2 separate regions of the Homo sapiens genome follow, and region 1 is linked to region 2. The links are chromatin loops, found by intact Hi-C in ENCODE. Cell type or tissue: OCI-LY7. All regions are shown on one strand. Links, peaks and the distances in the headings refer to the core of each region. The heading gives the core; the rest is flanking DNA.

Region 1 (3,892 bases), core at 690-3,189, 270 kb after region 2:
TAAGAAGGAAATGTTGCAGAGAAGATACGCAAGGAGCCCATATAGGAAGGAGTGTTGGAATGATTACTTGGGGGATTTTTCTGTAGAATGCTAGGCAGCACATTCCCATTTTTCTCTCTCTGCTGGAAAGAGAGAAAATTGCAGCTTGAGTTATAACAAAGAGAACATTGGTTCCTGCTGCTGAGGAGCCTTCCTAATGCTCTACGGGTCCTTTTCTAGAGGACAAGGGCTCCCTCCTGTCAAAAACACTACAAAAAAGATGGCTTCAGTGAGGAGGATTAACTCTTTGTAGTTCGAAACATTGGCTTCCGCATAATGACTTTGAGACAAGGAAATGACAAGCTTTCCTGTGCCCACCCCACCGCCAGGGTGGCATGAATATGAGTATGATTTATTTATTCTGTCTCATTTCTTCAAACATCATTGACTCTATTTGTGTCTATTTTTACTGGACCATGCTGTGATATTTAGTATGCACTTAAAGTGGACATCAAAGACAGCACTTGCTTATTGCCAGCATTTAATATGAGCATCTAATTAAATTCAGGTTATTGTGTTAATTATTGTTCAGATCCATAGAGTTTATTAAACTACCTGATTTTCATATAATTCTACTGCAATTAGTGGTTATGTATTCATTCAACTGCTCAGATGAAAAACATTAAATCTGGATATGGAAGGTGAATTGTTGTCATTCACCTAACCATTAGACTTGATCATAAATGTTTATTAGAGTAAGATACACAGTTTTTGTTTGAATTCATATCTTTAGTGCACCCACCATCGATTGCTGTAGGCAGAATTTGCACGGTGAGTGTCTACTTTCATAAGTGTCTTGGCCATCAATTACTTTTGCCTAAATTTGTTTTTTTGAAACACACTTCAGGAATTCTCTATCCTTCTCCCAATTTCATGAATACTTTTTAAAAACTTTCTCTTTGGGCCGGGTGCGGTGGCTCATGCCTGTAATCCCAGCACTTTGGGAGGCCGAGGTGGGTGGATCATCTGAGGTCAGAAGTTTGAGACCAGTCTGGCCAATATGGCGAAACCCCATCTCTACTAAAAATACAAAATATTAGCCAGGCATGGTGGCGGGCACCTATAATCCCAGCTACTCGGGAGACTGAGGCAGGAGAATCACTTGAACCTGGGACGCAAAGGTTGCAGTGAGCCAAGATCTTGCCACTGCACTCCAGCCTGGGCAACAAGAGCGAAACTCCACCTCAAAAAAACACAAACAACAATAACAACAACAAAAAACAAAAACAAAAAAAAAACAACCTTCCTCTTTGAGAAGGATTTTAAACTTTTGCAATGGGTATGTAGAAAAATGTAGTCCGTAGTACCTTTTATCCTCACAGAGAGAATGAGAGTTGCCAGACAGGAACACTCTCAAACCATTGCCACTGAACCCAGAAATGCACAGAAATGCAGAAGCCCATCCCTCTTCCCAGCCAAAGCCACTGCTCTGTGTGCTCTGAATCACAGCCTCTCCAGCCTTCTTGATAACCTTCATCTGAGACTTCTTCCATTCTCCCACTCAACTTGCCACTTCCCTCAGTACTTAAATATCCCCCAAATTTCTCGTATTTATATAACACCTCCCACCTTCACCCAATCCCCTTTTATCGACTATTGGCTCTATCTGTCCCCACATTTGGAACTGTACTTCCAGAAGAGCCATCTCCATCCCTCCCCAACCAGTCATCGTATTTCTTCACTGTAGTCTGGCCTCTGCTGCCACCACTCTACCGAAGCTGGTTTTATCAAGCTTACCCATCGCCTCCCTGTGTTAAATGCATGAGATGCTCCTCAGTCCTTAGTTTCCTTGACTTCTCGGTGACATTTGTCACCACTGACAGTTTCCTTCTTCTGGAAACAGTCTCCCCCTTGGTTCCTGCAAAGCAACCTTCTCCTGGTTAGTCTCATTTCTCTGGCTCCTTCTCAGTTTATTACTTGCTCTTCTTCTCCTTGACTTTTCCATATTCCTTAGGATTCCATCTTTGTCCCTTTTCTCACTCGGCACACACTCTCTGGGCCATGTCTTCTGGCTTTTATTCACATCTATACCGGCTAATTCCCAAATCTGTATCCCCCTGGCACCCATCCATTCACACGGCAGTCAGTGTGATACTTCTCATGTACAAACCTGATTCCATCACCTCACAGAATATCCTTTTCAGTGTCTTCCCATTGCGTTTATGATAAAACCAACTCTCTTTGCAGGAACAACAAAGCCTTCCAGGATCTGGCTCACCTTGCTGTCCAGCCTCTATCTCTTTCCAGTCTTCTAGAATTCTACATTCCAGTCATGCTGGACCTCCTTCAGTGTCTTGAATGGTCCATGCTCTTCCCACTCTTAACCTTCCTTCAACCAATTATTTCTACCCAGAACCCTCTTCTACTGGCCTTCCTGCCTGTCACCTTCAGACCTCTGGTTAAGCGTTGCATCCTTTTGGGAGAATTTTCCCTAGGGTATGTTACCTCCTGCTAACTTACTATCTCGTAGCACGTCCATAGATTTCCTATCCAAATTTCCACTATACTTTATTGATATTCCTTCTTAACTATTTACTGCTTTATCCTACCTTCTAGCACAACACCTGATACACACCAGGTAATCAAAATTATTTGTTGAAAGAATGTACCTAAATGATAATAACATTATCTGAGGATTCATGTTTTGAGAATTTTCACATCCCTTCAGGAGGGTCGCCCTTGGGTAGTCTCCCATTTGCTTATCAACTGCTGCTTCCAAACCAGCCTGCTCATTCATAGCAACTGGGTTCTTCCATAAAGTTGTGGAGGAAAAGGCTGCAACATCCAGGCAGCTGTGTTGATCTCCAGGTGTAGGATGCAGTGTGAGTTTCATTGAAAAGGTGTCTAACATCCGATTCAAACAACTCCTGGCTGTTTTGTCTTCAGACCGGCTGAGTAGTTTGTACATATACTCTGAAACCTGCTTTGAATATTATGATTAATAGATGATCACAAACGTTGTCCTTTTTTTTCTTTTTTCTTTTTCTTTTTTTTTTTTTTTTTTTTTGAGATGGAGTTTCACTCTGTCCTCCAGGCTGGAGTGCAATGGCATGATCTCGACTCACTACAACCTCCACCTCCCAAGTAGCTGGGATTACAGGCATGCGCCACCACACCCAGCTAATTTTTGTATTTTTAGTAGGGAGACGGGGTTTCACCATGTTGGCCAGGCTGGTCTCAAACTCCTGACCTCAAGTGATCCACCCACCTGGGCCTCCCAAAGTGCTGGGATTATAGGCGTGAGCCACCATGCCTGGCCAACATTGTCCTTTAAACCTCTAAAAAATATTTATTAAACCCTAAACGTGGGCTCATTAGCTCCTATATCTAGGTTTTTCCCAAAGGAAAACAAACAAACTGTGATTTTGAATGGGAAAAAAAGGATTAGATATCAGACAACACCTTCATAGGAAAACTTCCAGGGCAACCAGCTTCACATACTTGAGAAAAATCTTTCCATAAACATCCTTCTGGGTGAGACATAAGTCATGGGGCATGGGTCTTCCTGGGGCCTATGGAGGTGTTGTATCTAAATCTTGCCCTACTGACTTTCAATCCTGCCTTTTTGTAAAGATATTTACCTGGTGTTTTTCCCCCTCTGTATCAGGGCCTAAAACACAAGGAAATCTTAACCTAAGATAAACAAAATGTTTGACGAGAATCCATAGATAACATTTACTAAAGCATCAGAATGTAAAGAACTATCCAGACCCTGCAGTACCCAGGGTGATATTTTGTCCCACGGGGAAGGCATGTGTGTACACACACATACTTGATTATATTTGAAGTCTGTTATTTTGTGTTTTGTTGTTGTGTTGAGCCTAAAATAAATGGCCAGGAATGGGATGGTGGA
Region 2 (3,878 bases), core at 1,379-3,878:
GACCTCACACAGGCCTCCCACATACATTTTCTCAGGCATTTTCCAGAAAACGTGCTCTACTGAAACATGGGATTAAACTAAAAAGAGAAAAACTGGGACACAGAAAACAGGAGTTCCAACAGGAGATGGAGGTAAAGGAAATCCTGAAGATGATGATGGTGCAACGTCCTAAAAGGCAGTTGTGCCCCAGGTATACAGGGCAACCAATACAAACCAGAGCAGCAAAATTCAAGAGACAAACACCTGAGAGCTGTCATCACAGTGTCCTTGGCCACTGCGTCATCATATTCACCTGACAAGGCTACTGAAGGATGCACTCCACCCAAACAAGGGAGTAAACCAAGAAAAAGCAACACACAAGATCCAGGAAACAAGGAATCTAAACTGGGAGAAAGGCAAAGAGAATTCCAAGGAGGCAGTGAAAGTCCCTGGGTAACAGGCACACAGCAGGACTAGAGAACAATCTGTCCCGAAAGGAGAATCCACGTTGTTAGAAGGAGTATCTCCAAGAGAAAAACTGGACTTGATAAATCCCTGGACATGTTGACCTGTGGAAAGTTATCCTGAGTGGCGACTGAAAGGCAGAAAGCATTGGCAAATGGTACAAAACAACCTAAGCAAACAAATGAAAAAAGCAATTATTAACTTCAGGATATTGTGCATATTCTATAGTTTTCATTGGATTTTCAAAGGGGCTTTCCCTATATCTCAGAACCACTCTGCAGAAACACAAGGTACATGGAGACAGGTGATAAAAAATAAAAAGGGGGAGAATGCCAGGCCAAGGCAAATCATGCCCTGGACAATAAGGGAGGCATCAGAGGGCTCCAATACTGGGGAGGACATGAGCATTCATCAGTATGGGCCTTATCAGAAGAAAAACTGAAAGGGGGAGAAATATGAGGTTAATAAGCCAGTTAGAAGACTTCTACACTAAACAAAGAAGATCCACGAGCTACAGATAACAATGAGTTTAAATTTGTCCCAGCACTGCGCACAAAAAAGAAAGTACAAAAGCTGAACAGGATATATAAACAGAGATCTGATCACTGGATTAGTCAGAATTTGCTAGAGTCTATTAATGTCCTGGTCAGAGTTTCAATAAGCAAAAACAACTTGAAGAGGATAATCAAGTTATTCAATAAATATGTAGGCCTTGAGGAGAAAGGACAGACACAAAGTTTTGTTTTCTCTTTTACAATTCATTTTAATTTGAGAAGCATTTTAGGGGATACTGACTATTTGCCTATTATTGTAGGAGACACAGAGCAGGACTCAAAGTAGTAGACAGCATGATTCCCAAACAGGAAGTCCACACAATGGCTATGGAAGCAAAGATCAACACGCATGAAATAATTAGGAAGCAATATATGGCAGATCATAGTTAAGAATCAAAAGGTCAATGGGTAAGTTTAATGAGACTGGAAAAGAGATGGAAATCATTTAAAGGAATCAGTGAAAGCGCCACAGAGGTGGAGCTTGAAAGGAGAATAATACCCTACTTGTTCAAAGCAGAAATCCCAAACTTTTGTGAACCTAAGAATCATATGGGGATCTCCTGGGCTCCACCCAGAAATTCTGATTCTACATTTTTTTATAAACACCCCAGGCGATTCCATTAGGGTGGTCTTTGCATCACATTTTGAGAAGTTCTGATGATATGAATATATCAAGGTCTCTTTTGCTATAAAATCCATGCTTCTGTTTGCACTGATGGATGGTGGGTTTCAGTGATAAGGAAAGTAGGAAGACAAGGTTGAGGGTACAGGAGTTCCTGCTGAGGGCAAAACCTTGCTGCAGGTGCACAGGCAGGAAAGAAGCAAGTCTATCTGAAGAAGATCAGGAATCTAGCTTGGCTGATGTAAGGAATCCAGGGAGGCAAGGAGGAATCAGCTCACAGAGGGCCTGGAAAATAGAAATTGTCAAAAATTGATCTTCTAGACAGGAGAACAAGAGGAAACTCAATATGGCAAAAAGACCACCCTAGTAAAAACATCATTTTTATAATGTTTTATAAAAAACATAGAATCAGAATTTCTGGGTGGAACCCAGGAGATCCCTACATGCTTTAGGTTCACTAAAGTTTGGGATTTTGATGTTTTTAAACAAGGAAGCAATGGAAAGAACATGCTCACAGAAGAAGGGAAAAGATCATGCAAAGCATGCAAAAAATTATTTGTTCTCCTATTATAACTGAGTTTGAAGTAGACTCCTGCTTAGGAAAGAACACAGGATCCTCACCTCTGTTCCGCCTGCTGTTAGGAGCACACACGAAATGGGATTTCAAGTTCTACCCCACCTCCAACAATATGGTGACTACAGACCTTCAGCTGCCTCTTTGAGTTTAGCCACTAGATGGCAGTGCTTACCCTTCTTTTAGTTGGACAGGCCGGCCAACTAGCAAGCTGAATTGGGCTCTCTCCCCAGAGTTTAATACACACACAAAAAGTTCCACATTAATTCCAATTTGTACTTTCCCACTAAGAAGGCAGCAAAGGTGGCATAACCATAGCCTGGGTGGAAATCAGGGTGGCTGGCATCTTGCAGGAAGGTCAGAGGCCAGTTATAGAGGATGAGATGCTCCCATTCCAATTTCCTATGCATCTATGATCCAGGAAAAAATGCTAGAAATCAGCCTTCCCTGGAGGTACACCATTAGTAACAGGCAACCTGGCCACACAGCAGAGTCCCAGACAGCAGGGCATGGGGCCCGGTTGGATTGTGCCCAGAGCACACCCCCAGAAGGTCCTCTCCACAATAGCAGGTACCACAGGAGAGGACCTGGGCCAGAACTCACCAAGCAAGGGGCAGGCTTCCTCGTCAGAGCCATCTGCACAATCTCGGTACCCGTCGCACACCCAGGTGTCCATCACGCAGGTCCCACTGCTGCAGCGGTAGTAATTGGGCAGACACGTGGAGGGCCCAGGAGTCGAGAAGGGAAGAATATGTGAATCTGAGAAAAACACCAAGCACGGAAACCCAAAACATTAGAAGCAGCTTGATCTTAGACCAAATATGTCCCAAACCTAGTGCGGATGTCCCAGTTTTAGCTGTACCTGCTGAGGGAGGCCAGTGACTGGCACAGCTCTGAGCAGCGGCTAATCTAGAAATCATGTATAATGGGTTGTCAGAAGAGGCAATATTCTTTTCCCTTTTGGGGAGTAGATTTCCCTTACTATATTTGATTTCGGTTAATATTCAGATAAGTTTGCTTTTGCAGGGGCTGGTGAAAGAAACAGGTGGCTGAGGAGGCACAGGGTGGCTAAGAGAATTCCTACTGAGGCAAAGCATTGTGTTCTAGTTAATTCAACCGCAACTACTCCACGACCTGGTTCAGAGATGAGAATGCCAGAAAGGAAAGGGGCAAGTCTGCATTCCACATGAGTGCTCCTCAAATGCATTGTGGAGCACACAGGACCTGGGGGCTTATTAGCATGCAGATTCTGACTCTGTAGGTCTGGGGTGAGGTCAGAGATTCTACATTTCTAACAAGTTCCAAGGAGATGCAGATGCTACTGGTTGCAAACCATACTTTGAGTAGGAAGGCTCTAGACTTCTCACTCTGCCCTGCAAATACGGAATAAATAGCCTGAAAATAGGAGAAACCAACCACACTTATTTCAAAATGAGAAAGAGGAACAGAAAAAATTTGAGTCACTCCTCTCACAAAAATATGCCCCCCAAAACACGGAATCAGCCAGGCACATCCTGCATAGCTGGTGGAACTATTCTGGTGTGTCTTGGTTATGGGGCTAACCCAGGCCCCAGGGGCCTCTTACCTCCACAATCCTTCTCATCAGACCAGTCCCCACAGTCGTTCTCCCTGTCACATTTCCATCTGTTGGGGATGCAGTGGCCATTCTCACACCGAAACTGGA

What was found. A loop is a pair of places that touch in the nucleus more often than their neighbours do. Peaks named below come from ENCODE experiments on the same cell type or tissue, not always from the same donor. Only the 100,000 strongest peaks of a DNase experiment are listed, where the experiment ranks them.
Region 1: it touches region 2 in a loop (8-fold over the local background); 104 of 110 quality-filtered maps call a loop at or near these places.

What each region holds. Positions count from the first base shown.
Region 1 is chr11:121,319,661-121,323,552 of GRCh38, reverse strand. No RefSeq gene overlaps it. Among named protein-coding and RNA genes, the nearest start is that of SC5D, 29 kb to the right of the region's middle. In OCI-LY7, for the core only: a CTCF peak has its summit at 1,737; DNase peaks (open chromatin) are centred at 1,472 and 1,762; H3K4me3 peaks cover 374 bases; H3K27ac peaks cover 1,776 bases.
Region 2 is chr11:121,590,076-121,593,953 of GRCh38, reverse strand. SORL1 (sortilin related receptor 1) reads right to left here. Exons shown (of 48, transcript NM_003105.6): 30 at 3,780-3,878; 31 at 2,798-2,953. Among named protein-coding and RNA genes, the nearest start is that of SORL1-AS1, 140 kb to the right of the region's middle. In OCI-LY7, for the core only: CTCF peaks have their summits at 2,134 and 2,337 (motif pointing right); DNase peaks (open chromatin) are centred at 2,373, 2,963 and 3,683; H3K4me3 peaks cover 2,500 bases; H3K27ac peaks cover 2,500 bases.